2 separate regions of the Homo sapiens genome follow, and region 1 is linked to region 2. Evidence: read pairs that join two places in POLR2A ChIA-PET (ENCODE). Cell type or tissue: CD4-positive, alpha-beta T cell. All regions are shown on one strand. Each heading gives the region's core, and the rest is flanking DNA. Links, peaks and the distances in the headings are about the cores only.

Evidence for each region. ChIA-PET counts read pairs that join two places held together with the same protein. Peaks named below come from ENCODE experiments on the same cell type or tissue, not always from the same donor. Only the 100,000 strongest peaks of a DNase experiment are listed, where the experiment ranks them.
Region 1: POLR2A ChIA-PET joins it to region 2 with 5 read pairs; 12 of 35 experiments call an interaction of 5 or more read pairs at or near these places.

Annotation. Positions count from the first base shown.
Region 1 is chr17:67,392,174-67,407,361 of GRCh38, forward strand. All of the region lies in intron 1 of PITPNC1 (phosphatidylinositol transfer protein cytoplasmic 1), which reads left to right. Among named protein-coding and RNA genes, the nearest start is that of PITPNC1, 22 kb to the left of the region's middle. RefSeq lists enhancers at 202-251, 15,009-15,188 and a silencer at 9,980-10,274. In CD4-positive, alpha-beta T cell, for the core only: no CTCF peak of the experiment used is centred there; DNase peaks (open chromatin) are centred at 6,768 and 8,238; H3K27ac peaks cover 1,939 bases.
Region 2 is chr17:67,446,262-67,461,449 of GRCh38, forward strand. All of the region lies in intron 1 of PITPNC1 (phosphatidylinositol transfer protein cytoplasmic 1), which reads left to right. It also overlaps the pseudogene RN7SL756P. Among named protein-coding and RNA genes, the nearest start is that of MIR548AA2, 18 kb to the right of the region's middle. In CD4-positive, alpha-beta T cell, for the core only: no CTCF peak of the experiment used is centred there; a DNase peak (open chromatin) is centred at 6,680; H3K4me3 peaks cover 718 bases; H3K27ac peaks cover 3,438 bases.

The DNA of each region.
Region 1 (15,188 bases), core at 6,658-10,657, 53 kb before region 2:
GTCTTTGGCACATTTAGTTGAAAACTTAAAATTCTTCCGGTGGAGGTAAGCAAATTGGAAGGTATTAAAAATGATCAGAGTGTACTATTCAGAGTTATAGATTTACCCTTCCATCCAAGATGGCTGCGCCTTGGAAACCCCCAGCTCACTTTTACTAGCAGTGCCTCCAGATCCAGTTTCTAAATCACACAGGGAGATTAACATTATTCTTTTATAGTCACACTGCATGTGGACTAAAATAATTTTTTTTAAAGAGACCGGGGTCTCGCCATGTTGCCCAGGCTGGTCTCAAACTCCCGAGCTCAAGTGATCTACCAGCCTTGGCCTCCCAAAGTGCTGGGATTATAGGTGTGAGCCGCTGCGCTTGGCTAAAATAAATATTTTAAAATTTAACACGATTATTATTTTGAAATTGGAACTCTAAAAGACTTTTCAAAATTCAAAATGATCAGGAATGTTAAAAACAATGAAAAAAAGCACCCCTAAACCTGCCCTAGATTCCCCAGGGGAGAGTCAAAGATGTTTTGCTTTGTATCAGCACTATTGAAATAAACATATTGTCACCTAAAAGGAACTATTTGAAGAGGACTGCACTTCACTGGATGTGTATATCCTGGTGAGTTTTTTATTAATGTTTATTGTTTTTTAAAAAATGTGTTAAAATGGCTGGGTGCAGTGGCTTACACCTGTAATCCTAGCACTTCGGGAGGCCAAGGCAGGCGGATTACTTGAGGTCAGGAGTTGGAAACCATGGTCAGGAGTTGGCCAACATGGTGAAACCCCATCTCTACTAAAAATACAGAAAAGTTAGCCGGGCATGGTGGTGCACGCCTGTGACCCCAGCTACTCAGGAGGCTGAGGCAGGAGAATCGCTTGAACCTGGGAGGCAGAGGTTGTGGTGAGTCAAGATCGCACCACTGCACTCCAGCCTGGGCTACAGAGCAAGACTCCACCTCAAAAAAAAAAAAAAAGCAGAAAAATGTGTTAAAAATATACACATAACATTTGCCATCTTAAAACTTTTCGAGTGTACAGTTTCAGTAGAATTGGGTACACTTACATTGTTGTCCAGCCATCACCACCGCCCATCTTCAGAACAGTTTTCATCTTGCAGAATTGAAACTCTGTATCCATTTAACCCTAAATCCCTATTTCTCCCTACCCCAAAGCCCCTGGCAACCACCATCCTACTTTCTGTCTCTGTGAATTTGACTACTCTAGGTATCTGATCAGGTTTTTTTTTTTAATTGGTTATTACTTATCATTAAACTCATTCATCGTTTCTTGAAATAAACCCAATAAACTTTAATGGAAGCTCATAAGAATTTTTTTCTGAATTCTGCCCTCTGTCAAAGGAAGAAAATGACAACATGGACGCATATCTGTATTTGGGTGGCATTAATGACTCAGTGACCTTCACTTTTGCAGCCAGCGAAATACTTGGCAATTTTAATTTAGAAATATTACTGTATCATCATTTAACAGAAATACTTACTAAAGCAGAAATATACTGACTTTAGAAGCATTTCAAAGAAGCAGGGTTGGCACTGACCAGTGTTCTCTTAAGGTAGAAGACAGAATATTTGACTAAAGACAGTGCTGTAGCAGGTAGAAATAGACATTATTTAGACCCCTTTTCTGAGTAAGGAAGACCAGTTAAAATGTTAGCTTATTTTTTGGGATTTTAGAAATGTTTAACTCAAGAGAAAAATATAACTTAAGTCAGTGTAATGGCGTATGAATAAGTTAACCGTGTAACATTTTCTTTTTTCTTCTGCCTCAGCCTCGCGAGTAGCTGAAACTGAACAGGCACCCGCCACCACACCCGCCTAATTTTTGTATTTTTCACAGAGATGGGGCCTCACCACATTGACCAGGCTGTTCTCAAACTCCTGACCTCATGATCCACCCATCTCAGCTTCCCAAAGTGCTGAGATTACAAGCGTGAGCCACCATGCCCGACCCATCTTATTTTTTAAAGAGGGAGTTTAGTACTGATTCTTAGATCAAAAGCAGCCAAATCCCCAGTATCACAGAAGAGATGAGGGTCTGGTTATGTGGCCCAGGCTGGTCTCAAACTCCTAGGCTCAAGTGATCCTCCCGCCTTAACCTCCTAAAGTGCTGGGATTACAGGCATGAGCCACCAAGCCTGGCCTTCTTTAACCTTTGTGTTGTAAATGTGTAATGTTTTGGTAACAGTAAGGGTTAAATAAACACCTTTTCTCCCTAGTAGGAAAATGCTTCTCAGATTGGATTGAAACTCTGAAGACCAACATTTTTCTAGATACTTTCTTGGATAGTGTTCATGACAAACTGCTACTTGAAAGTGGCAGGACCATTGTACTATAAAATCTAATAAAGCCCAGGTCATTGGCTATAGGGAGTTGAAAGCTCTATTTGTAGACATCACTAGGAGAACTGACAAGAATGAAAATGTTACACAGTTAAGGCCGGGCACGGTGGCTCACGCCTGTAATCCCAGCACTTTGGGAGGCCGAGGCGGGTGGATCATGAGGTCAGGAGATCGAGACCATCCTGGCTAAACCCCGTCTCGACTAAAAATACAAAATATTAGCCAGGCGTGGTGGCGGGCGCCTGTAGTCCCAGCTACTTGGGGAGGCTGAGATAGAAGAATGGTGTGAACCCGGGAGGCGGAGCTTGCAGTGAGCCGAGATTGTGCCACTGCACTCTAGCCTGGGCAACAGAGTGAGACCCCGTCTCGAGGAAAAAAAAAAAAGGTTGCCAGGAGCAGTGGCTCATACCTATAATCTCAACACTTTGGGAGGATGAGGTAGGAGGATCACTGAGCCTAGAAGTTCAAGAACAGCCTGGCCAACATAGTGAGACCCCATATCTATTTATGTATATATTTTAAAAGTTATAGAAAACAACGCTCTTATTAAACTGGTAATTAGCAACTAAAGTAGAAAAACATCACTGGATAGATGGCTGAGAAAAGGGATCTGTAATCACCTGCTTATCTGGACAGGTTTTTTCTTTTTTTTTTTTTTAGAGATAGGGTCCCACTCTGTTGCCCAGGCACCATCATGACTCATTGTAGCCTCACACTTCTGGGCTCATGCTATCCTCCTGAGTAGCTAGGACAACGGGTCTGCACCACCATGTCTGGCTAATTTTTTTCTTTTTGTAGAGATGGGCGGGGAGGTGTCTTGTTACATTGCCCAGGCTGGTCTCGAACTCTTAGCCTCAAGCAATCCTCCTGTCTTGGCCTCCCAAAATGCTGGGATTACAGGTGAGAGCCACCACACCTGGCCTGGACAGGTAGTTTTGAAAACAGGGGTTATCACTAGAGAAGTCTGTGCTTGAGCTGAGGAGCATGTCTTCTGAAATGTGTAAATTTCCTATAGTTAGTTCCCTGGTGGCGTGGCCCTCCATCAAGAACATTTTGCTGAGTTTTCCCTGACTTAAAATAATAACAGTGATGCTGGTGCTGATGAAAAGACTGATGTGGCCCTTACATCCCACATGAATCATCATTCGGGATTATTGTAGCCTCCATAAAAGTGACGCAGTGGATGAAAGTGGTTTTTCTCAATACTTAAAAACACTGTGAAAATGAGATAGGTTTAAAGATATAAATGTGATTTTTTAAATCCTGCCCCCCCACCCAAGTGCCAGGAGTTTGGTAACTAGAATTGCATTTAGTCATCGGGGTACAGATTGTACTGTGCGGGCTGGAGACTCAAACCCTGGGCTATTGAAGGCCATGACAAATGCTCATTTTTTAATATTATGTTTTTGCTGCTCATGAAGAAGCATCATGTTCAAAATGAAAAATCTTTAGATTCAGGACTTAATAGTTCACCTCTTTTGGATTGCGTTTGACGGAAACTTGGACACAGCTGAGTGTAATTATGCTTTTCAGCAGCATGACTTATAGTACTGCAGATATGGGCATACTTTGAGATTTTTCTTTTTGCCAAAATTTGTCTGAAAAGGAGCTTGGTGGTGGTTGTGTGTGCTTGTGTGTTTTTAAGGTAATTAGGCTATTAGAGGTCCAAATGGAATAATCCCCTTAAGCCTTTTCAGGAAAAACACTTTGGAAAGGTTAAGTAAATTTAAAATTAGCCATTATTTACGTAGGTGCTCAGCCTTTTGACCATGTTCTCTAGGAGTTGTTTCTTTTACATTTAGGTTATGTTTGTCAGAAACCATCTTATTTTTTATTTTTATTTTTCTTTCTTTCTTTATTTTTGAGATGGAGTCTCATTCTGTTGCCCAGGCTGGAGTGCAGTGGCGTGATCTCAGCTCACTGCAACCTCTGCCCTCAGGTTCAAGCAATTCTCCTGCCTTAGCCTCCCAAGTAGCTGGGATTACAGGCACCGGCCACCACACCTGGCTAATTTTTGTATTTTAGTAGGGACGGGGTTTCATCATGTTGGCCAGGCTGGTCTTGAACTCCTGACCTCAGGTGATCCACCAGCCTCGGCCTCCCAAAGTGCTGTGATTACAGGCGTGAGCCACCACACCTGGCCTTATTTTTATTTTTTGAGATGGGGTCTCTCTGTTGCCCAGACTGGAGTGCAGTGGTGCAATCACTGCTCGCTGCAGCCTTCACCTCCCTGAGCTCAAGCCTCAGCCTCCTGAATAGCTGGGACCACAGGTGTGTGCCACTACACTGGGCTAATTAAAAAAAAAAGTTTAGAGACAGGGTCTTGCTATGTTGCCCAGGCTGTTTTTCAACTCCTGGGCTCAAGGAATCCTCCTGCCTCATCCTCCCAAAGTGCTGGGATTACAGGTATAAGCCATTTCACCTGGCAACCATCTTATTTTTTTAAATTTATTTTTATTTATTTATTTTTTGAGACGAAGTCTCACTCTTATCCCCTAGGCTGGAGTGCGATGGTGTGATCTCAGCTCACTGCAACCTCTGCCTCCCAGGTTCAAGCGATTCTCCTGCCTCAGCCTCCCAAGTAGCTGGGATTACAGGCGCCTGCCACCACGCCCGGCTAATTTTTGTATTTTTAGTATAGACGGGGTTTCTCCATGTTGGCCAGGCTGGTCTCGAACTCCTGACCTCAGGTAATCCACCCGCCTCGGCCTCTCAAAGTGCTGAGATTGCAGGCGTCAGCCACCACGCCTGGCCGTGACCATCTTATTTTTTTAAAGAGAGAGTTCAGTACTGGTTCTGAGATCAAAAGCAGCCAGATCCCTGGTATCACAGAAGCTTCATCACGGATTCATCTATTTTTCATCTCCAGAATGGCCACCTCAGTGCTGTCCTGGCCAAAAATCTGTTCTCTAGACCTGGAGAAGGAACTGCCCTGAGGGTCTTCCACACCTCTCTTTTTGAGAAAAGTTAAGAACAAAGTAAAAAGATGCAGTGGAGAAATGACGTCGGGGGTTAATGGATTGGGATTTTAGGGCTGGAGTCCAGGCTTATGTTGCTCTCTGCTGAGCTCAGGATCTGCACTGAACATCTCTCTAAATCATGGGCTGGGGTAAAACCTGCTTACACTGGCTCAGACCGGAGGACTTTGCAGCCACCTCAAGACACACGTTTGGGTGTGTCCCATCTCCAATCAGGATGTTCAACTTGCTTTCTTGGATCTTTTTGAATTGCGAATTTGGCCATAGCTGACCACTTGTTTTTGCATCAATACTTCAAAGGGTTCAAGGCCAGGTGCGGTGGCTCACGCCTGTAATCCCAGCACTTTGGGAGGCCGAGGCGGGCCGATCACGAGGTCAGGAAATCGAGACTATCCTGGCTCACATGGTGAAACCCTGTCTCGACTAAAAATACAAACAATTAGCCGGGCGTGGTGGCGGGCACCTGTAGTCCCAACTACTCGAGAGGCTGGGGCAGGAGAATGGTGTGAACCCGGGAGGCGGAGCTTGCAGTGAGCCGAGATCGCGCCACTGCACTCCAGCCTGGGCGACAGAGCGAGACTCCGTCTCCAAAAAAAAAAAAAAAAAAGTGTTCAAATTTTAAGTCCTGGTAATTTATCCCCTCCCATAGCAAGTATTGGCGCAAAAGTAATTGTGGTTTCAGACCATGAATTTTAAATCATTGTAACTAGGCCCAAATACATCTTTATTAATCAAAATAATCAACACATTTTTGCCAATGAGAAATAAGTTTGTTTTTTCCTTTAATGTAAAAATCTGTGCTTCGGGATTCAGCGAACTCTTGGAAAGCATTTTTTTCTTCATCCTGCTGGTTGTGGAAGCGTTTTTCTGTATAAAAAGTTGTCGAGATGCTTGAAGAAGTGGTAATCGGTTGGCAAGAGGTCAGGTGAATATGGCGGAGGAGGCAAAACTCTGTAGCCCAATTGGTTCAACTTTCTAGGCATTGGTTGTGCGACGTGCAGTTGGGTGTTGTGGAGAAGAATTGGGCCCTTCCTGTTGACCAGTGCCGGCTGCAGGAGTTGCAGTTTTTGGTGCATCTCATCGATTTGCTGAGCATACTTCTCAGCTGTAATGGTTTCCCCAGGATTCAGAAAGCCGTAATGGATCAGACCAGCAGCAGCGACCACCAGTGACCGGGATCTTTTTTTGGTGCAAGTTTGGCTTTTGGGAAGTGCTTTGGATTTTCTTCTCAATCCAACCACTGAGCTGATCATCACCAGTTGTCGTATAAAATCTATTTTTCATTGCACGTCACAATCCGATCGAGAAATGGTTCATTGTTGTGGCATAGAGTAAGGGAAGACAACACTTCAAAACGACAATGTTTTTGATTTTCGCTCAGCTCATGAGGCATGCACTTATGAAGCTTTCTCACCTTTCCAATTTGCTTCAAAGGCCGAGTAACCATAGAGTGGTTGACGCAGAGTTCTTCGGCAACTTCTCGTGTAGTTGTAAGAGGATCAGCTTTTTTTTTTTTTTTTTTTTTTTTGAGACGCAGTCGCGCTCTGTTTCCCAGGCTGGAGTGCAGTGGTGCGATCTCGGCTCACTGCAACTTCCGCCTCCTGGGTTCAAGCGATTCTCCTGCCTCAGCCTCCCGAGTAGCTGGGATTACAGGCACATGCCACCACGCCCGGCTAATTTTTGTATTTTTAGTAGAGACGGGGTTTCACTGTGTTAGCCAGGCTGGTCTCGAACTCCTGACCTTGTGATCTGCTCACCTCGGCCTCCCAAAGTGCTGGGATTACAGGCGTGAGCCACTGTGCCTGTCAGAGGGTAAACTTTGATGGTTGTTCTCAGTTGGTCGTTGTCAACTTTCAATGGCTGGGCACTAGCTTCATCTTCAAGGCTCTCGTCTCCTTTGAAAAACTTCTTGAACCACTACTGCACTGTGCATTCTTTAGCCATTCCTGGGGGCAAATGCGTTGTTGATGTTGAGAGTTGTCTCCGCTGCTTTACCACACATTTTGAACTCGAATAAGAAAATCGCTTGAATTTGCTTTTTGTCTAACATCATTTCCATAGTCTAAAATAAAATAAACAGCAAGTAATAAGTCATTAGCAAAAAAAGTGAAAGAATGTGCATTAAAATGATGTATAACATAACCACATTTATTTAAGAATGTATTCCAATATCAAATGGCAAATTCCAACAGTGCAAAAACTTACCCCTGAAAACAGGCATAGTCACTTTCAAACTTGATTTTTCTTTCATTTTACTCTACCTTTTCATTTGATGAAACACCTTTGCATTTTATCTCCCTGAGCCAAAGTACCTGTAAGTTGCCCGGAGTTGGGGTTGGTGCAATACTGTGGAAGAGTGTGGACACGGAAGACCTAGTCAGTCCTTGCTGTGTGATATCAATGATTTGATTGAGAAAGACTCATTTTCCTGGGCCTCACCTGTCAATTTTCTCAACTGTCAAATGCCCTCTTTTGGCCTGTATTAGGGGCTGATCTCATGCAATACGGAGCCTACTCTGCAAATACAAGGGGTCATGGTCATTGTCCATTTGTGGGGAGTGTGAAAACACCTGGTGATCATGATGGGCTAGGTACTGTTTCACACTTTAAAATGCCTTTATTTTAGGGGGACCCTCTAGTGCCATAGGTATTTTGGAGTCTCTGCTTTCCAAATGGCCTATGGGAAATCCTGAGATGTCCGTGGGATCTAACTTTGCCCAGTGGGAATGTTGTGTCATAGTCATAAAGGCTTAAGGATTAGTTTATTTCCAGCCCTGCAGGGGCTATAAATTGCTACTTTAAATTTCATTCCAGCACCCTGATGTTTATGTTGCTATGGTGGTGTGTCTCTTGCTCGGGTGACAAGATTGCCATTGGAAATAGGCCAAAATAACAGCCTAACAGGTGGCTGTGCTTTGGGAAGTCATTTGCAAAACTATTTTGCGAAGAAGTCTGGTGCAAATAAGTCACATGACTGTGCCCTTAACTGTAGTTTATAGTTTAGCATTTTTTTAAAACGCATTCCTCCCCCTTTCCGTTTTATATATAGACTTTTTTCCTCTTTCAAGTAGTGCCGTGCTGATTTCCTGTAGTAACACAAGGAAAGATTTCAGCTCATTTTATTTAGCAGTGGATGTCCTTTCCTTATTTTTTGTAACCAGAGCCCTCTTTCTAAAAATAACCCTTCTTTTCCTAATGTGATTCTTCTTATAGCTGATGTACTCTATTTAAATGAAAGGCCTCTTTTTAACATGCCCATTTTAATCGATATATATTTATTACATATAACTATATATAATAAAATACATATATAAATATATAATAAAAGTAGATTTCCCTGTAGGGTCTAATCCTTCGTGAATGTGGTAGCAGAAATTGTTCGTTACGCTTTCACCTGCCAATTATGATTGTTTTCTTTCTTTCTGTTTTTTTTTGGAGATGGTGTCTCACTCTGTCATGTCACCCAGGCTGGGGTGCGGTGGTGCCAACTCGGCTCACTGCATCACTGCAACCTCCACCTCCCGGGTTCAGGCAATTCTCCTGCCTCAGCCTCCCGAGTAGCTGGGATTACAAGCATGCACCACCACACCCAGCTAATTTTTGTATTTTTAGTAGAGACGGGGTTTCACCATATTGGCCAGGCTGGTCTCAAACTCCTGACCTCAAGTGATCCGCCCGCCCTGGTCTCCCAAAATGCTGGGATTACAGGCGTGAGCCACCGCGCCTGGCCAGTTTTCTTTCTTTTGAGATAAAATCACGGAAAGAACCTGAGTATTAAACCAGTTAAACTTCCTACCCACTTAAGAGTCCTTTCTATGATAATCTTGGATGGCAATCATCTTGCCTTTGGGCTTAATACCAGCCATCGCTTGGGTGTGGGCTCTTTTTGGTAATACAACCTCTATGATTTTCCACTTTGATTTGTTGGAAGATGCTTTCTCATGTTTAGTTGGTATCTGACTCCTTAGAGCTTTCAGGATCGTTTCTACCACTATAGTGACAAACACAAGCCCTTTCCACATGCTGACTCTTTAAACATTTAAAGAAATCTATAATGTTGGCTGGGTGCGGTGGCTCATGCCTGTAATCCCAGCATTTTGGGAGGCCGAGGCAGGTGGATCATGAGGTCAGGAGTTCAAGACCAGCCTGGCCAAGATGGTGAAACCCCATCTCCACTAAAAATACAAAAATTAGCCGGGCCTGGTGGTGGGCGCCTGTAATCCCAGATACTCAGGAGGCTGAGGCAGAGAATTGTTTGAACCCAGGAGGCGGAGGTTGCAGTTAGCCGGGATTGCGCCACTGCACTCAAGCCTAGAAGACAGAGTGAGACTCTACCTCAAAGAAAAAAAAAAAAGAAAAGAAAAGAAATCTAGATTGTTCTCCTTTGATCTTCTCTTCCACTGGCTTGCTACTCTCAATTCCTTCAGATTGAATTTATGAAATGCTTTTGTCTCCCTCACCATTCCTGTGGTTCCTCTTTCTTATTGCCCTTTAGAAAATATTGAACGCAATGCGTTACAGCAGAGGTCAACTAACTTTTTCTGCAAACCGCCAGATAGCAATATTTTAGACTTGCAAGCCGTAAGGTCTCTGTTGCAACTACTCAACTCTGACCTCGTAACATGAAAGCAGGCATAGGGCAACATGTAAATGAATAGGCGTGGCTGTGTTCCAGTAACATTTTATTTGTGGACACTGAAATTTGAATTTCATAAAATTTTCACATGCCACGAAATATTATGTGCCTTTTGCTTTTTCTTTTCCAACCATTTAAAAATGCAAAACCCATTTGTAGTTGGAGAGGCGTACAAAAACAGGCTATGGGCTGCATTTGGCCCATGGGCCGTTATTTACTGATCTTAGATATTGGAGGACCAGTGCTGAAACCACTGGAACTTCAGCTTTAACACTAGCACTGTCATTTTCAGAAGCCGCATCAAACTGCTGGCTGCTTCTGACAAGGTGGTCAGTTACACTTGGTCTTCTCCACCCCCCATCCCCCGCCCCTCCGCCATTTCCTGACAAAGCTGTCTCTCTAACCTGTGGGTATGTGTTCTGCCGAAAACAAGCAGCCATACCACAGCAGCCGTAACCATAGGACTTTGAAACAAATGCAATGAATGGCATCCACTAGTTTCAAGTTTGACCACATGTTTTTATTGTTTGTTTGTTTGTTTTTTGAGTTGGAGTCTCGCTTTGTCGCCCAGGCTGGAGTGCAGTGGCGCAATCGCTGTTCACTGCAATCTTCCCCTCCCTGGATCAAGTGATTCTCCTGCCTCAGCCTCCCAAGTAGCTGGGATTACAGGTGCCCACCACCATGCCCGGCTAATTTTTGTGTTTTTAGTAGAGACAGAGTTTCACCATGTTGGCCAGACTAGTCCGGAACGCCTGACCTCAAGTGATCTGCCCACCTTGGCCTCCCAAAGTGCTGGGATTACAGGCGTGAGCCACCGCGCCTAGCCTGACCACGTTTTTGATTCTTGCTTCTGTTATATCTGTATTAACCGTTCTTCTTAGCTTCGTGGCAGATGTGATAAGCATGCCTTTGTGTCTTTCTCTAAGTCACTGACTTTTCAGTAACATCTAAATCATAAAACATAGGTCTGGCCAGGTGAAGTGCTTGTGCCTGTAATCCCAAGGGGCCAAGGCGGGAGGATTGCTTTAGTCCAGGAGTTGGAGACTAGCCTGGGCAACACAGTGGACCTCATCTCTACAAAAAAAAAAAAAAAAAAAAAAAGTCATGACTGCTTTCCTTTGTTGCAGAAACCAGTAGGTATTTGGGTGTAGAAATGAAACCCTCAATTATATTCATAAGGCTAAAAATGAACTATTCCCTACTTCCTCATTTGTTTTGATTTTTAAAATAAGGTTCTCGTTAGATATTTTGAGAAACAGTTTAAGATTATAATTTTGTATGCAGAGGAGAAAATTTAGAAAATGGTGAAGCCAACTTTTTTAGTGTATAAACATTTAATCATAATTATATATGTGTCCGTGTGGACATTTATTTACCAAGGCTTTGCTTTAAGGGGAAGGGAGAACACAGAGGGCCAACATTTATGGAACATTCTAGTGGGCCAGGCCCAATGTGTTAATCATCTCATTTCAATTTTGCAGTTATCCTCCAAGGTGGATCCTATTATCTTCATTTAACAGACGTGGAAATTGAGGCTTAGAGGATTTGACAAAATTACCCCCATCATTAATGGCAGAGCTGGGTGTAAACCCTGGGCTTGGACTGGCGTTATGTCTCACGGCTGTAATCCTAGCATTTTGGGAGGCTGAGGTGGGTGGATCACCTGAGGTCAGGAGTTTGAGACCAGGCTGGCCAACATCCTGAAACCCTGTCTCCACTAAAAATACGAAAATTAGCCGTGTGTGGTGGCAGGTGCCTGTAATCCCAGCTACTTGGGAGGCTGAGGCAGGAGAATCCCTTGAACCTGGGAGGTGGAGGTTGCAGTGAGCCGAGATTGCGCCGCTGCTCTCCAGCCTGGGCGACTGAGCCAGGCTCCATCTCAAAACAAACAAACAAAATCCCTGGGCTTTTTGGCTACAAATTCCATTCCAACAACACCTTTGTTTTGCATAACCAAAGAGAAGTTGATGTTAATTCATTGTCAAGTTATTTGTACCGATATACTAAATATCCTAAAATGGGGATATGTTCCTCAATTATTTACTGGAATGGTAACATTTCTGGAGCATATATCTTCAAAACTGTAATGTAAATTAAGAATATGAACATTCTCAGTGGAAAATGACTGTTCAAGTTAACATTATTTGCATTTGCCATTCTTTTGTAAAGCCAGAAACGTAGATACAATTTTAGATTACCTTCAAGCTATTATAAATCTTGAGGGAAACCTTGATTGTTTTTTAGAAAAATATGTCTATCTAGACTGTGTCTTGCAAACAGGCACTTTAAGATGTCATTATATGAATATTCAGAAACTCAGATGTAATAGAACCTAGATGAGAATGTGTGATAATCTAAAGATATCATTTAAGTCAGGGCTTTAAAAATACATGACTTCAAGTGAAAAACTGAGCCTTGTAAAGAAGTTCTTTACAATTCACCAAGCATGCTCTAAACCTGCATCCATCCTGAGTTCTTTAAAAGCAGACTTATAAAAGGGAGATGAAAGATATTTTCAAAATATATTTTTGAAGCACAAAGTAAAACATATTTAATATTTTAATTGTTTGAAATGAGTTGCTTAAACTAGTAGCTGCTGCTGGGAATGACAAAAGCTTGGCTAAGATTATTCTATGGGGAAGCTGGTTTATGGCTTTCTGGAGCTGGTGGCCAGGCATGGTGTAGATTATGGGTTGCTTGTAGGATTATGTTTGTTATTGCCTCTTTTTTTAACTCCCTATAGGAGCTTTTATAGTGCTTTGCACATGGTGGTTGCTTCGTTGAGGATGACTACCAGTTTATGGTCATTTAAATTCAGATTTAGGGCCAGGCACCGTCACTCACGCCTATGATCCCAGCACTTTGGGAGGCCGAGGCAGGCAGATCACCTGAGGTCAGGAGTTCGAGGCTAGCCTGGCCAACATGGTGAAACCCTGTGTCTACTAAAAATACAAAAATTAGCCAGGCATGATGGCGCACACCTGTAATCCCAGCTACTTGGGAGGCTGAGGCATGAGAATCACTTGAACCCAGGAGTTGGAGGTTGTAGTGAGCCAAGATCGTGCCACTGCATTCCAGCCTGGGCAACAGAGTAAGACTCCGTTTAAAAAAAAAAAAATTCAGATTTAGGGACAGGCGCAGTGGCTCATGACTGTAATCCCATCTACTGGGGAGGCTGAGGTGGGAGGATCATTTGAGCCTGGGAGTTCAGGGCTGCAGTGAGCTGTGATTGTGCCACTGTACTCCAGTCTGGGTGATAGAGCAAGACCCTGTCTCAAAAAAAAAAAAATCAAATTTAATTTTGTGTTGATTGTGGCTTAAAAAACAAGAAAAATATATTGCTGTTCAAAAATTTTTATTTTTTATTGGATATTGCACGGGTATGAATCAATTTACCCATAAATCTATCGTCCGTTTAATAAGTAGAATGTTACGAGTTTACTCAACATTTTCTTTCTTTCTTTCTTTCTTTTTTTTTTTTTTGAGACAGGGTCTCGCTCTGTCGCCCAGGCTGGAGTGTAGTGTCGTGATCTCAGCTTACTGCAACTTCTGCCTCCTGGGTTCAAGCGATTCTCCTGCCTCAGCCTCCCGAGTAGCTGGGATTACAGGCATGCACCACCACGCTCAGCTAATTTTTTGTATTTTTAGTAGAGATGGGGTTTCGCCATGTTGCCCAGGCTGGTCTTGAACTCCTGAGCTCAGGTGATCCTCCCGCCTTGGCCTCCCAAAGTGCTGGGATTACAAGTGTGAGCCACCATGCCTGGCCCCTGTTCAACATTTTCTATATGTCTCTTCCTGATCCCAGACCTTCTGTACATATGACATTATAGATGATTTAGTCTTCAATAACTTGCTATTTTTTCCTAGTAACTTTTCAAAGAGATATCATTCACATGCCACAAAATTCATTCTTTTAAACAAATGTACAGATCCCTAGTTTTTAGTATATTCTTAAGGTTATGCACCCATCACCACTATTCAATTCTAGAATATTTTCTTTTCCCTTTTTGGAGAATGGGTCTTGCTATGTTGCCGGGCTGGAGTACAGTGGCTTTTCACAGGCGCGATCATCACGCACTACAGCCTTGAACTCCTGGGCTCAAACATTTCTCCTGCCTCAGCCTCCTGAGTAGCTGGATTTCAGGTGTGTGTCACCTTGCTTGGCCAATTCTAGAATATTTTCACTACTCCCAAAAGAAACCTCGTATCCATTGGCGGTCACTCCCCATTTCCCTGTTTCCCCAACCACTGGCAGCTACTAATCTATACTTTCTGTCCTTATGGATTTGCCTATTCTGGACATTTCATGTAAATGGAATCACACAATGTATGGCCTTCATGTTTGGCTTCTTTTGCTTAGCATAATGTTTAATGAAAGGTGTGTGTTGCAGCATGAAGCAGTAAGTACTTCATTCCTTTTCATGGCTTAATTATGTATATATTATATATAGTTTTTTTTTTTTTGAGATAAAGTCTCGCTCTGTCTAGCAGGCTGGAGTCCATTGGTGCGATCTCAGCCCACTGCAGCATCCGCCTCCCAGGTTCAAGCGATCCTCCTGCCTCAGCCTCCCGAGTAGCTGGGATTACAGATGTGTGCCACCATGCCCGGCTAATTTTTGTATTTTTAGTAGAGGCAGGGTTTCACCACGTTGGCAAGGTTGGTCTCAAGCTCCTGGCCTCAGGTGATCCATCCACCTCATCCTCCTAAAGTGCTGGGATTACAGGTGTGAGCCACCATGCCTGGCCTCATGGCTTAATAATATTTGATTGTATGGATATACATATATATTTCGGACATTTGGGTTGTTTCCAGTTTTTGGCTATTATGAACATTCACATACAAGCTTTTATTTAACCACTTGCTTTCAGTTCTTTGGGATATATACCTAGGGGTGGGATTGCTGGGTCATGTGTAATTTTATGTTTAGGTTTTTGAGGAGCTGCCAAACTGGTTTCCACAGTGCCTGCACCGTTTTACATTCCCACCTACAGTGTACGATGGTTCCAATTTCTCTACATCCTGGCCAGCACTGTACTTTCTGTCTTTTTGGTCCTAGCCATTCTAGTAGGTGTGAAGTGGTATCTCATTGTGATTTTGATTTGCATTTCCCTAATGACTAATCATGTTGGAAATCTTTTCATCTACTGGCAATTTGTATATCTTCTTTGAATAAATTTCTGTTCAAATCCTTTGTCTAGTTTTCAGTTGGGTTACATGTCT
Region 2 (15,188 bases), core at 5,124-9,123:
CTCTGTGTGCGCATGTCCTGAGGTCACAAGTGGTAGTGTGCTCCGTATTGGTTTCTTGACCTGCCTCTTCAGGACTTTCTAAAATTAAGGTACAACCGATTCTTTTGCTGCAGTCCTTTCTGCCTAAAGAAGGAAGAAATTCTTCTGTTTTCAGAAAAAAAAAAAGGAAAATAAAAGAATATGCCAGCTTCACCAGGATAACCCACAGACATTGAGCATTAGGAGTATGGTACAAAAATAATTTCTTTCCTCATTAAGGTTTTTTTTTTTTTAATTTATGCTACGAGAAATAGAACAGAGTGAGCCTATTGTTGTCTTGCCATCCCAGAATCTCTTAGGAGGACAAAGAGAGATACTTTAGTGTTTGTAAAGGGAGGGTTGACTATTTGTGCAGGTTTCAAAACTCCTGCACCCCAAGTCCCCAGCAGAATAAGCCTCTCTGGGTCCATTGAATGGTGGGTTTTTGAATGGTGGATCTGGGGCCTTGTATGGCAGATGCACCTGACAGCCATAACCGAAGCACATCCTAAGAATGACCCTAAGGTTGGCCAGGCGTGGTGGCTCACGCCTGTAATCCCAGCACTTTGGGAGGCCGAGGTGGGTGGATTACTTGAGGTCAGGACTTTGAGACCAGCTTGGGCAACATGGTGAAACCCCATCTCTACTAAAAATACAAAAATTAGCCAAGTATGGTGGCGGGCACCTGTAATCGCAGCTACTGGGGAGGCTGAGGCAGGAGAATCGCTTGAACCCAGGAGGTGGAGGTTGCAGTAAGCCAAGATTGTGCCACTGCACTCCAGCCTGGGCCATAGAGTGAGACTCTGTCTCAAAAAAAAAAAAAAAAAAAAAAAAAAAGAATGACCCTAGGATCTAAGAAGAATGTGTGTTTGGACTTCCAAGCTAAGGAATCGGAGAGTGGCCAACCTGGAGATTCACTCCTTATCTATGACAGACATCCGAACCCCTAGCTCGTTCCTTGGAATGCAGGCCACCTAGGGGATGGAGGCCCTTTGCTTTGGGTTAAATGGAGGTTGCTAGGTGGGAGGGTGCTAAGTGAAAAACACAATATAAACTGCATGCTTAGTACAAACAGCAGTGGTTCTCCTGTCCAGCCTGCTGCCCCTGGAATGCCCCTTATGTAAGTCCTCAATAAACCCTGTCTCCCTCACTAGCTCCGGGTCTCTCTCTCTTTTTTAATGGAGTCTCCCAGGCTGGAGTGCAGTGGTACAATTATAGCTGACTACAGGCATGTACCACCACGCCCAGATAATTTTAAAATTTTTTTGTAGAGGCAGGGGTCTCACCATCTTGCCCAGGCTGTTCTCAAACTCCTGGGCCCAAGTGATCCTCCCACCTCAGACTCCCAAAGTGCTGGGATTTCAGGCCTGAGCCACCACGCCCATCCTGGGTCTCTTTTTTGGTGCCTCGGACATGGTGCCATCCCTGCTTGGAGTCAGCAGAGGTCTTACGCGACAGTCCTTGGAATGGTGGAAGCCTGTTTTGTTGTCTTTGATACTATGAAGGGACAAACCCCTGCTTTGAAGGTGTTTATTTCCTGAAATTTTTACCTGGGATCCCAGCTATCTCTTTCTTTCTTTCTTTCTCTCTCTGTCTCTGGGATCCCAGCTATCTCTTTCTTTCTTTCTTTCTCTCTCTGTCTCTCTCTTTCTTTCTCCTTCCTTCCTTCCTTCTTTCTTTCTTTCAGATGGGGTCTTGCTCTGTCGCCCAGGCTGGAGTGCAGTGGTGCGATCTCAGCTTACTGCAACCTCCACCTCCCAGGTTCCAGCGATTCTCCTGCTTCAGCCTCCGGAGTAGCTGGGATTAAAGGCGCACACCACCACACCAGGCTAATGTTGGTATTTTTAGTAGAGACAGGGGTTTCTCCATGCTGGTCAGGCTGGTGTCGAACTTCTGACCTCAGGTGATCCGCCCGCCTTGGCCTCCCAAAGTGCTGGGATTACAGGCATGAGCCACTGCGCCCGGCTGCATGACTTTTCTATAAAGCCTTATTTTAAATGATTTTGGGGGCTTAATTTAGGTGTTTTCATTTGCTTTTGGTCACAGTCTTTATGTGTCACTGAGTGTGTGGATGTGGGGGTTCTTCTACCCAGAGGAAAGTGATTTGATCACCTGGAACCAGGTGCTCTGAGAACTGGGGCAGCTTCCCTGACTTGCAGGAGAGGGTGCAGAGACTTCTTCGCTGGCATGTAGCTGCAGCCTAGAAAACCGCTTGGTGGTCCTCGTTCATGAACCTGCCGTTGGGGGTGCTTCATGCTTTATCTTGGTCTCTACCTTGATTAATCTCACCTCCGTTTCTCCGCTCCACTGGACCATTCTCTAGAACCCCTCTAGAACCACTGGACCATTCTCTTCTGTCAGAGTCCAGTGCTTCCAGTCTTTCCTGTGGGCTCTTATCTTCTGGTGCAAAGTTCTTTCTCACCTTCCACAGTCAAAATCACCATACTTACCTAGGCCATACTTACTAGGCTGGAGAGGCAGGTACATCAATCTTTCTTGTTTATTTGTTTGTTTGTTTGAGATGGGGTCTTGCTCTGTCACCCAGGCTGGAGTGCAGTGGCACGATCTCCTCCGCCTCCCGGGTTCAAGTGGTTCTCCTGCCTCAGCCTCCCCAGTAGCTGGGATAACAGTTGCATGCAACCATGCCTGGCTAATTTTTGTATTTTTAATAGAGACGGGGTTTTGCCATGTTGGCCGAACTGCTCTCGAACTCCTGACCTCAGGCAATCCTCCCGCCTCGGCCTCCCAAAATGCTGGGATTATAGGCATGAGCCAGCATGCTCAGCCAGGTACATTGATCTTCTAAGTATTTATTGTTCTGCTCCTTATTCAGTGCTAACATTTTTATTTTCTTATTCTTTTTCCCTGTCACTTGAAGATCGTCACCCAAGCAATAAATCCATTTGGTTGTACTTATTTAATTTTCTCTGACTTTCTAAGGAGTGACACAGCAAAGTGCCTTATCTTGCATTTCTTTCCTTTTCCGTGTTCTAGTTGGAAAGGCTCAGAGTTTGGGAGAAGTTAAACGTGACTCAGAGAATTGCTTTTGATGGTGGTGCCGATACACACATCTTTTGAAGCTTAGATTGGGTATTGTCAATTTAATTTGGAGTCTATCAGCCTGTAGTGTTCTAATCACCTATTTTGAAGCCTTGCTGACGACCCGAGATTCCTTGTTAAACTGCCACTGGAATAAGCATAACACTTTTCATTAAAGGAAAAAGAAAATGTTACTTAAAGTAATAGGCACACCCTTTTATTTTCTTGACAGATAGCAAAGAAAAAAATCTTCTGTCTTTACCTTGACAAGACATGTACCATTGCTGGGAGGTTTTGCTTGTATGAGAACTTCAACGTTAGAATCTAGACATCTCGGAGAATTGAAACTCAACAAGTTTCTCTGTTTTGGGGTGGAGAAAAAGGACAAAAAGTTGTCATATACAGCTAGCTGTCCAAACAGTCAAATACGAAAGCTAATTTATCTTTTAAAAGGTTAATTCTTTGATGCCTCTATCACAGTTAGTGTTAAAATGAAAGCATTGGAAACAAACTCTTTTTCTGTTAGCTCAGATTTTAAAAAAATTCTTTTTGCAGAGATGGGGGTCTCACTATGTTGCTCAGGCTGGTCTTGAACTCTTGGCCTCAAGCGATCCTTCTGCCTTGGCCTCCCAAAATGTTGGAATTACAGGGGTGAGCCACTGAGCCAGATTTTGAATATTTTAATTACTTAACTGCTTGTCTGTCTGGCAATGAGATAAGCGCAGTAGCCAGTGATTACCAACAGTTAAACAGAAGAACAAGTCACATAAACAACACTTATACTTCCTGTAAACCCAATTAAAACCACATTTCAGGTTTGCTCTTATGATTTAGAAGTAAATTTAGAATCAGTTTCATGAATCTTGCAGTATTTTTCAAATTAATGTCTTTAGGCATTTGGACAATGGGCTGTGTGAATGCAAACTGCGTTTTCTTCAATTGCTATCAATTAGAGACAGTTAAGAACTCAACTGATGAAGAAATAGCCACCTGAAAGTGAGCCCACAGGCAAGTCACAGGCCCCTCTTCCTCCTGAAGGTGCACGGGAGACTTCGTTAAAAAAAAAAAAGCTGTAGTAAAATACGTATAAGATAAAAATTTACCATTTTAAGTTTCTTTTTTTTGAAGACGAAGCCTTGCTCTGTCACCCAGGCTGGAGTGCAGTGGTGTGATCACAATTCACTGCAGCCTCACCCTCTCCGGCTCAAGCGATCCTCCCACCTCAGCCTCTCGAGTAGCTGGGACTACAGGCGCACACCACCGTGCCCACTAATTTGTTGTAGTTTTAGTAGAGACGAGATTTTCGCTGTGTTGCCCAGGCTGGTCTCAAATTCCTGGGCTCAAGTGATCCACCCGCATCAGACTCCCAGAGTGCTGGGAAGGTGTGAGCCACCATGCTCGGCCCATTTTAAGCATTGTAAATTGTACAATTTAGTGGCATTAAGTATTTTCACAATGCTGGGCAACCATCATCACTGTTCACTTTCAGAACTTTTTCATCATTCCAAATAGAAATTCCACCCATTAAACACTAACTCCCCAATGTCCCCTTCCCCCACCCTCTGGTAACCTTTATCCTATGTTCTGCCTCTATGAATTGGCCTATTCTAGGTACCTCATAAAAGTAGAATCAATATTATGTGTTCTTCTGTATCTGGCGTCTTTTTCTTAGCATGTTTTCAAGGTTCAGCTGTAGCCCATATCAGAATCTAATTTCTTTTCCTTTTTTTGAGACAGAGTTTCACTCTTGTCACTCAGGCTGGAGTGCAGTGGCACGATCTTGGCTCACTGCAACTTCCGCCTCCTGGGTTCAAGCAATTCTCCTGCCTCAGCCTCCTGAGTAGCTGGGACTACACGCGCGCGCCATCACACCCAGCTAATATTTGTATTTTTAGTAGAGACGGGGTTTTGCCATGTTGACCAGGCTGGTCTCGATCTCCTGACCTCAGGTGATCCACCCACCTTGGCCTCCCAGACTGCTAAGATTACAGGTGTGAGCCACCGTGCCTGGCTAAAAATTCTTTTTTGCACATGATAAACTCACCTATCTTAAGTGTAAAATGAATAAGTTTCAGTAAAACAACAAAAGCTCTTAAGTTTTAGTAAATCCATACATCTGTGCAGCCATCACCGCAGTCCAGTTTTAGAACTTTCCATTCCCCCCTAAACATCCTCCTTGCCTGTTTGTGGTCAGTTCTTGCTCTTACCCTGATCCCCGGCAACTAGTGATGTGATTTACGTCTCTATAGTTTTGTCTTTTCTAGTAATTTCGTATAAAAATTATACAACATGTAGTCCTTTGAGACTGACCTTTTTTTTTTTTGTTTTGTTTTTTTTTGAGACAGAGTCTCGCTCTGTCGCCCAGGCTGGAGTGCAGTGGCGCGATCTCGGCTCACTGCAATCTCCGCCTCCCGGGTTCATGCCATTCTCCTGCCTCAGCCTCCAGGGTAGCGGGCACTACAGGTGCCCACATCACGCCTGGCTAATTTTTGTATTTTTAGTAGAGATGGAGTTTCACCATGCTAGCCAGGATGGTCTCAATCTCCTGACCTCGTGATCCGCACACCTCGGCCTCCCAAAGTGCTGGGATTACAGGCCTGAGCCACCACGCCTGGCCGAGACTGGCTTCTTTTACTCAACATAAAGTTTTTGAGTTCATTCGTGTTGTTGAATGCATCAGTGGTTGGGTTTTTTTTTTGTTGTTGTTTTTTGAGATAGGGTCTCACTGTGATCACCCAGGCTAGAGTGCAATCACAGTTCACTGCAGCCTCCACCTCCTGGGCTCAAGTGATCCTCCCAACGTCATCCTCCTGAGTAGCTGGGACTACAGGCACATGCCACCACACCTGGCTAATTTTTGTATTTTTGTTTTGTATAGACGGGGGTCTCACTATGTTTCCCAGGCTAGTCTCGAACTCCTGAGCTCAAGCAGTCTGCCTGCCTCAGCCTCCCAAAGTGCTGGGACTACAGGCGGGAGCCATCATGCCTGGCCAATAGCTGGTTCTTGTTTTACTGCTAATAGCATTCCATTATAGGGATGTACCACATTTTGTTTATTCATCACCAGTTGATAGAGATTTGTTTCTAATTCGGGGCTACTGTGAATATTGCTGCTGTGATCATTTGTATACAATTCTTGGATGGACATGTGCTTTCGTTCCTCTTGGGAAGATACTTTAAGGAGTGGAATTGCTGGGGTTTTTTTTTTTTTTTGAGATGGAGTCTCACTCTGTCGCCAGGCTGGAGTCACTGCAACCTCCTCCTCCTGGGTTCAAGTGATTCACCTGCCTCAGCCTCCCAAGTAGCTGGGACTACAGGCGTGCGCCACCACGCCCAGCTAATTTTTGTATTTTTAGTAGAGACAGGGTTTCACCATGTTGGCCAGGATGGTCACGAACTCCTCATGATCCACCCACCTCGGCCTCCCAAAGTGTTGTGATTACAGGCGTGAGCCACTGGGCCTGGCCACTGGGTCTTATATTAAACTTATGTTTAACTTATAAAGAAATTGCCAGGCTGTTTTCCAAAGTAGTTCTTGCATTTTTTTACTCTCACTAGCAACATATGAGCGTTTTGGGTTTGCCACATCCTTGTCAGTACTTGGTATTATCCGTCTTTTGTTTGTAGCGATTCTAATGAGTGTGTGGTGGTATCTCACTGTGGTTTTACTTTGCATTTCCTGTACTCTTTTAAAACTGCTTTCCATTATAGAACATGTTGTGTTGTGCTGTTATATATATAAAGCTTCTGCTCACCTGTGAGCTACTCTGTCTAGCTGATTGATCCAGTATTGTGTCCGGGGGCAGGGTACATGGAAAATGCTTAGGGTTTGTTGAGTGAATGAGCAAACTGATACTTTGTAGGAGTGGCCAATTTTCAAATATTTTAGGTAACAGAAAACAGTGGTGAATCAACTCAAAAGATGAGGTACCAGTCAAATCTCTTCCCTTTTGTCAGTTTCTAAGTAGTATTAAACTTGAGTGAACTAAGTTTTACTTTTTTTTCCTTTGCTTTGCTTACCCCTTGGTGAGAGGTAATGGAGAAAATATAGACAGAGCAGGAGGAGGAAAGAAACTCAATCTCGAAATGACTAAGAGCTTGTGGAGCAGCTTGGGAGAGAACCAGCTGGGTTATTGGCTACTCTGTAGTTCCAGGTGTGGGGAATTATTCTCATCAATACCGTGACCGCCTGCCACTCCCCTCTGCCCTCTTTCTTTGTGTTAATTAGAGCAGGGGTCTGCAAACATTTTCTGTAAAGAGAGTAAACAAATATGTCAGGCTTTGTGGGCCAAGAGAAAACATCAGCGACGTTGTGGAGGTGCTTACATAACGACAGACAAAACAAATTTCCATGAATTTTTATCGATGAAACTCCAAACATAGTAATGGGGTACGATTTTCTGTAACACAAGTCTGCTAATGAGAAGAATTGAATTATTTGAGGGAGGAAAACATTTTGCTTAATTGGAAGTTCAGAGTTAATGTTTCCTATCATCATGGTAGAAATGTGGCCTCATTCTTCTACAAAGCTTCTCTGATATGCAGTGGTCTTCCCTCCTGAGAATTCACCAGAATGTACTGGCTTGATTTGCCCTTGATTTGTTGGGGAACTTTTCACATGGGGGAAGCACATTAAGAGTACAGGCTCGGGCTGGGCGTGGTGGCTCACGTCGGTAATCGCCAGCATTTTGGGAGGCCAAGGCGGGCAGATCGCCTGAGGTCAGGAGTTGGAGACCACCCTGGCCAACATGGTGAAACCCCGTCTCTACTAAAAATACAAAAATTACCTGGGCCTGGTGGCGGGCACCTGTAATCCCAGCTACTTGGGAGGCTGAGGCAGGAGAATCGCTTGAACACGGGAGGCAGAGGTTGCAGTGAGCCAAGATTGTGCCACTGCACTATAGCCTGGGACACAGAGCAAGACTCCGTTCTCAAAAAAAAAAAAACAAAACCCAAAAGAGGACAGGCTCTAGGGTAAGACTCTGGGGTCTGAATTCCAGCTCAACAACTTATTAACTATGTGATCTTTCACTACTTACATAACCCATCTAAAAGCTTTGGTTTCCTGATCTATAAAATGAATAATAGTACCTATTTCACAGAGTTGCTGTATAGATTAAACACAAAGATTTAGAATGACATATTATACTTTTTATTCTTCTTTTGATTTTTTTTCAACCATTTAAAAATGTAAAACCATTCTTAAGTCATGGGCAGTATGAAAACGGGTGGCAGGGCCTGCAGGATATAGTTTGTGGACCCTGCATTGGAGTATGAACTTGAATTATTGCCGTTTACTTTAGAAACGATGATTGCTTTTTTCCTAATTGCAAAGCACCATATGTTCACTGCAGAAAACTTGGAAAACACAAAAAAGCACAATAAAACAAAAGCCATTCAGAATCTCCACCATCCAGAGACGTTTCATGAGTAGTATGTTGCCCCATAGCCTTCCAGACAATTGTGTACATAATACACATATTTCATTATTTTTTATTTTCCTTTTTTTTTTTTTTTTTGAGTCAGGGTCTCACTGTGTCACCCAGGCTGGAGTGCACTGGTGCAATCACAGCTCACTGCAGCCTCCACCTCCAGGGCTCAAGCAATCCTCCCACTTCAGCCCCCTGAGTAGCTGGGACTACAGCTGCATGCCACCAGGCCTGGCTAATTTTTATTATTTTTTGTAGAGATGGGGTCTTGCTATGTTGCCCAGGCTGGTCTTGAACTCCTGAGCTCAAGTGATCCTCCTGCTTTGGCTTTCCAAAGTGCTGGGTTAACAGGTGTGAGCCTCTGTACCCAGCCTACACATATTTCAAAGTAAAACCCAAGCCCATACTATGCATACTGCTTTGTATCTTTTTCACCTATTAATATGCAATGCTTGTCATTAATATTCTTCTATAACCTGAATTTTAATGGCCACATACTATTCTGTTATACTGTGTTAAAATTTACTAAAGCAATTTCCAACAACATTAATGCTGTTTTGAATTTTTCACCATTAGACTGAACTCAGCAATAACCTGGTACATACATGCTTATACACATCTCTTGATTCATTCCTTGGGATAAATTACAAAATTTAATCACTGGGTGACAGGGTATCTACATTTTTATTTATTTATTTATTTTGAGACAGACTCTCGCTCTGGAGTGCAGTGATGCAATCCCGGCTCACTGCAACTTCCGACTCCTGGGTTCAAGCGATTCTCCTGCCTCAGCGCCAGAGTAGCTGAGGTTACAGGTGCGCACCACCATGCCCAGCTAGTTTTTTTTGTTTTTTTTTGTTTTTTTTGTATTTTTAGTAGAGATGGGGTTTCACCATGTTGGCCAGACTGGTCTCGAACTGCTGACCTCAAGTGATCCACCTGCCTCGGCCTTCCAAAATGCTGGGATTACAGACGTGAGCCACCGCTCCCAGCTGGGTATCTACATTTTTAAAGCTTTGGTGTATCTTGCAAAGTTGTCTCCTAGGAAAGTTGTATAGTTAGTCATTCCCAGATGATGTATGGAGCACTGTTGTTTCAATGCCCCTCTTATATTTTTACTTGGTTACTGGGTTTGTGAACTTAAAAAATTAAAACATTCTTATTTTAAAAACAATTCAAATATATAAAACATGTACAGATAATAATGAAACGTACACTTATGTACCCAGCAGAAAGATTAAATCGGTGTTAACATTTTGCTGTATTTGCATTTGTTACTTTTAAAAAACACATTCCAGATTCAAAAACAAGTCTATTATTATCATCCCATTTTACAAGTGAGGAAACTGGCTCAAAAACTTTAAGTAACTTGTCTAATTCTTAAGAACCAGTAAGTGGGCTGTAAAGAACCAGTTGATCCTAATGATGCTTTTACCTTAGGCTTTTACTGATATTAATATAGCCCTTCCAGTCTTCTTCCCCTTTTTGGTCAGTTTCTGTCTGGTACATGTTTTCTAATGTCTCTACTTTTAAGTTTTGTATGTTGTTGTATTTTAGATGGGCCTCTTGTAAATAGCTTATAGCTAAATTAAGAAAAAAATCTCGAGTCTGGGTTTTTAAACCAGCTATTAATAACCTGTTTTTTAACCAGCTATTTCAGTCTGTTTGCATTTATAGCAATTGTTGATGTTTTTTGAATTATTTGTCTTATTTCATGCTTTCTATTTCCCATACTTTTTCTGTTTTTTCTCCATTTCCTGTCTCCTACTGAATTGAGTTTTACCAGGTTTTCTCTTTTTCTCTCTACTAGCTTTGTTATCCTAAAAATATTCAATGTGTATACTTAAATAGCAGTCAGAAATTACCCTATCACCTCCCCCACCCAGTTTTTTTCTTATTTAGTGTTTTAATTTCTCCTTTTTTGGTATTTTATTGTATTTTGTATTTTATTCACTGTTATTTTTGTTGTTTTGTGCAGCCCAAACTGTATATATTTTTATTTACTAGGGTCTTTACTCGTCTTTCTAAGTACTCTTTTATGTACACATTTTATTTTCTGAAAATATATACTTTAGTGCATTTTAGTAAGAGCCTGTGAATGTACTTAGTTCTTGTTTAAAAACAGCTTCTTTGTCCTCATCTTTCAATGACTCTCTTTTAGCTTAGTATAGAATCTCCCCTCAACCCTCTGAAGATAGTATTTCTTTGTCTTCTCAACTTTTCTTTTCCTCATTTGTTTTCTCAACTTCTCAACCCTCTTTTTTCTTATTTATTTGGAAATGGGGTCTCACTATGTTGGCCAGGCTGGAGTGCAGTGGCCACTACTGATCAGCACAGGAGTTTTGACTTGGGCTATCACTTCACCCCTCCTTAGGCAGCCTGGTGGTCCCCTGATCCTGGGAGATCACCATATTGATGCCAAACCTAGTGTGGATACCTGTTTGGAATAGTGCACTACAGCCCAGACCTCCTGAGCTGAAACGATCCTCCCTCCTCAGCCTCTGAAGTTGCTGGGACTATAGTCTCGTGCCGCCAAACCCTGCTCAGCTCTCATTTGTTACTGAGAAGTCTTCTGTCTGATTGCTCTTCCTTTGTAGGTAATCTGCCATATCTCTCTGGCTGTTTTTTGTTTTTTGTTTTTTGTTTTTTGTTTTTTGAGACGGAGTCTCGCTCATTCGGCCCATGCTGGAGTGCAGTGGTGCAATCTTGGCTCACTGCAAGCTCCGCCTCCCAGGTTCAAGCCATTCTTCTGCCTCAGCCTCCCGTGTAGCTGGGACTACAGGCGCCTGCCACCAGGCCCAGCTAATTTTTTTTGTATTTTTAGTAGAGACGGGGTTTCACCGTGTTAGCCAGGATGGTCTTGATCTCCTGACCTCATGATCCGCCCGCCTGGGCCTCCTAAAGTGCTGCGATTACAGGCAGGAGCCACCACGCTGGCTATCTGGCTGTTCTTTAGGCTTCCTCTTTGTCTTTGAAATTCTGGAGCCTCAGTCCTGTGTGCATGGATTCATTTTTATTTATTCTGCTTAGAACTTGGTATTCTTTACACGGAGAATTCATGACTTTTACAATTCTGGTAAGTCCTTAACTATTATCTTTTAAAATGTTGCTTCTCCTTCACTGGGGCAGCCATAAAATCATGCTGCTCGGTTGTCTTGCTGGAGGAAGCATAGTTGACTGAGCCCCAGAGGCCATGTCTCAGATTCACTCACGCTTCTCCTGGGCTGCTCCCAGCTGATGGCAGAATATGACAGGGGTACCAGTGCTGGCCCACTGCTGCAGGAGGTAGGATCCTTTCATGGATGACATTGGCTCCTGGACTCCCCATCAGTGTGACCAAACTTTCTTACATCTGCGTCTCACTCTGAGTCTCTTCCTACCCAGTACTCCTTTCTTCTCTCTCCATCATACCTACACCATGGTCTGAAGGCTCTCCCTGCCTCCTCCTGCTTCCTCCTCTTTTTCCTTCACAGGTGTTTTTCCCAACATCTCGTCTCAGCATCTGCTTCTTGGAGGACCCAAACTAACACCGTATCTCTGTTTTCATCATCTGAATCTTGTATTAGATGCATATGGACCTTCTCATTGTGCTCTCTATGCCCTTAGTTATTCTTTTATGCCTCATTGACCTCTCTAATGCTCTTTGGGTAATTTCCTCAGATCTGTCTTCCATTTTACTGAATTCTCTCTTCATTTCTGTCTAATCTACTATTTAATCTATCTATTGCATTTTAAAATTATAATATTTATTTCTAAAAGTACCATTTGGCTTGTTTTCACATCTGACTCTTACTTTTTTCCCAGTATATTCTTCTCAGGGTTTTAGTTTCTCATTTTTTGTCTTTAACAGTCTAAAGCACACTTACATTGTACTCCCTCTTTCAAATTGTAGTTTTATCATTCCAAGTTCCCTGGAGCTCTAATAATCTTGTTTGTTGTATTTGCTGTTTTCTGCTTATGGTGTATTCTAATTTTTAATTTTCCTCTAAACTAACCTTTAGTGGGGGTTATTTTTTTTCCGTGGGAATCTTACATGGTCTGATAGTGAGGCTCCTTCAGAACAATTAGCATTGCTCAGAACAATTTGCATTGCTTCTTCTAGAGATCTCAGGAGTGTCACTGCCTTGGGGCCAATATTTCTGTTAATTTCTTAGTTTAGAACGGCCTGGATCACCCCGCTTAAGGCTCAGGTTTGGGATATCCATTTTTCAGGGGAGAGGTTTTTTTCACTTAGAACCCAAGAACACAAAATTGTTCTCCTAGACCCCTGTACCAGGGGATGATTTTTCCCCCTAGTCTTTCTTTTCACTGGGAAGTATTTCTTTGAAGATCCTAACTCTCTTTGGGGCTTTTTTTTTTCTTTTTCTTTTTTTTTTTTTTTTTTTTTGAGACTGAGTTTTGCTCTTGTCGCCCAGGCTGGAGTGCAATGGCTTGATCTTGGCTCACTGCATCCTCCGCCTGCCAGGTTCAAGCGATTCTCCTGCCTCAGCCTCCCGAGTAGCTGGGATTACAGGTGTGGGCCACCACATCCAGCTAATTTTGTATTTTTAGTAGAGAAGGGGTTTCACCATGTTGGCCAGGCTGGTCTTGAACTCCTGACCTCAGGTGATCCGCCCCGCCTAGGCCTCCCAAAGTGTTGGGATTACAGGCGTGAGCCACCGTGCCCAGCCTCTTTGGGGTTTTAGTTCCAACTCTCTGCTTCATGGTGACTCATGGTTTCACCTCCTTTGTCCACTTGGGTTTTAAATTGTAAGTCTGGAAGTTACTAGAACAATCCCAGAATTAGCTCACACACTTTCACTCTGTTTTTCCCTTTCTTCCTGGGGTTATATTTTACCCAGCATTCCTAGGTGTTTGTGGTGGGAGATTCCGCCCCTACGTTATCTTAATTTGTTGCCATATTTCTGAACCAGGAATCCCATTTACCACATTGAGTTCTGGACATCAAGGTTCTCCGGGCATCACTTTCTATGCTGTGTCATCAGTGAAGCCCATAAACTTACCCGTTATCAGAAAAGCGAAGATTTCGAGATCTTGTTGAGACGGTAGGTATATAGTATGTCCTGAGGGGTTTAGAAAAAATAGCTACCTTTATTTCCAACCCATGGTAACTTCATTGGTAAATCCAGACAGACCTGTAAGATTTTTACAAATGGAACCAGCAGCTTAGAAAACAAAAAATAATAATTACTTTATCATCACAAGTATTCCTTTTACTGCCTCAGCCCAGTAACAGAGCTCTTCTATCTCTCTCGTTTCTTTCTCCCAGCTTTCCCACCATCCTTCTCAATTTGTCCTTTGTCAACAGGGCAGAAAAGGGGTTGAAGTGATGTATGGGTGTAATCCACTGTGCACTGCTGAAAAGATAAACTTAAATGAAGTGATTTATAACCTGTGGCAGGTATTCTGCACCCAGAATTGTTTGTCAAAGTGAGTGCTCATTGATTTTCCATGCCTTCCGTGTCAGCCCCTGGATTGCCATTGTTCCTTAGAGGTGGCTAAGCAGTTTAAGGCATCAGGGTGTTCTCCCAGCGCGGGCACTCACTCCGCTGCAGGGTTTAGCCTTCAACTGTGTTCCAGGGCTCGGAACTCCCTAGTTGACCCCTTGCTGCAGGAGGCAGGATTCTTTCGTGGATGGCATTAGCTCCCAGACTCCCCATCAGTGTGACCAAAATTTTCTTGTTTTTTTTTTTTGAAACAGAGTCTCACTCTGTCAGCCAGGCTGGAGAGCAGTGGCCCGATCTCAGGTCACTGCAACCTCTGTCTCTCGGGCTCAAGCAATTCTCCTGCCTCAGCCTCCCGAGTAGCTGGGATGTGCCACCACGCCTGGCTAATTTTTGTATTTTTAGTAGAGACAGGGTTTCACCATGTTGGCCAGGCTGGTGTCAAACTCCTGACCTCAGGTGATCCACTCACCTCGGCCTCCCAAAGTGTTGGGATTACAGGCATGAGCCACCGTGCCCGGCCCTTTCTTTTTTCTTTTTCTTTCTTTCTTTTTTTTTTTTTTTTTTTTTTGAGACGGAGCCTGGCTCTGTCACCCAGGCTGGAATGCAGCGGCGCGACGGTGGCTCACTGCAACCTCCACCTCTCAGATTCAAGTGATTCTCCTGCCTCAGCCTCAGTAGCTGGGATTATAGGCGCGCGCCACCATGCCTGGCTAATTTTTATATTTTTAGTAGAGATGAGGTTTCACCATGTTGGCCAGGCTGGTCTTGAACTCCTGACCTCAGGTGATCCACCTGCCTCAGCTCCCAGAGTGCTGGGATTGTACAGGCGTGAGCCACTGCGCCCGGCCAGTGTGACCAAAACTTTCTTACAGCTGTGTTGCACTCTGAGTCTCTTCCTACCCGGTACTCCTTTCTTTTCTCTCCATCATACCTAGGCCATGGTCTGAAGGTTCTCCCTGCCTCCTCCTGCTTCTTCTCTGCTACCATCCACACTCACTGTGTCCATGAAAAGACCAGATTCCACTGGTACTTCAGATTTCTCAAATGAGAAGTAAAACATATTCTATAAGTTTTGAAAATGCTTCTATAAAATGCTTCTGGAATCTTCCTACTGGAAGTCAAATAGATAATAGGTCCCCATAGAATAGCACGGGACAATAGTACAGCTTCGGGGGCGGTGCCCAGGGAAATCTGGGCTGAGTTAGATGAAGGATACTAAGCATCCTATGGGAACTCATGCAGCAGGGAGTCTCCT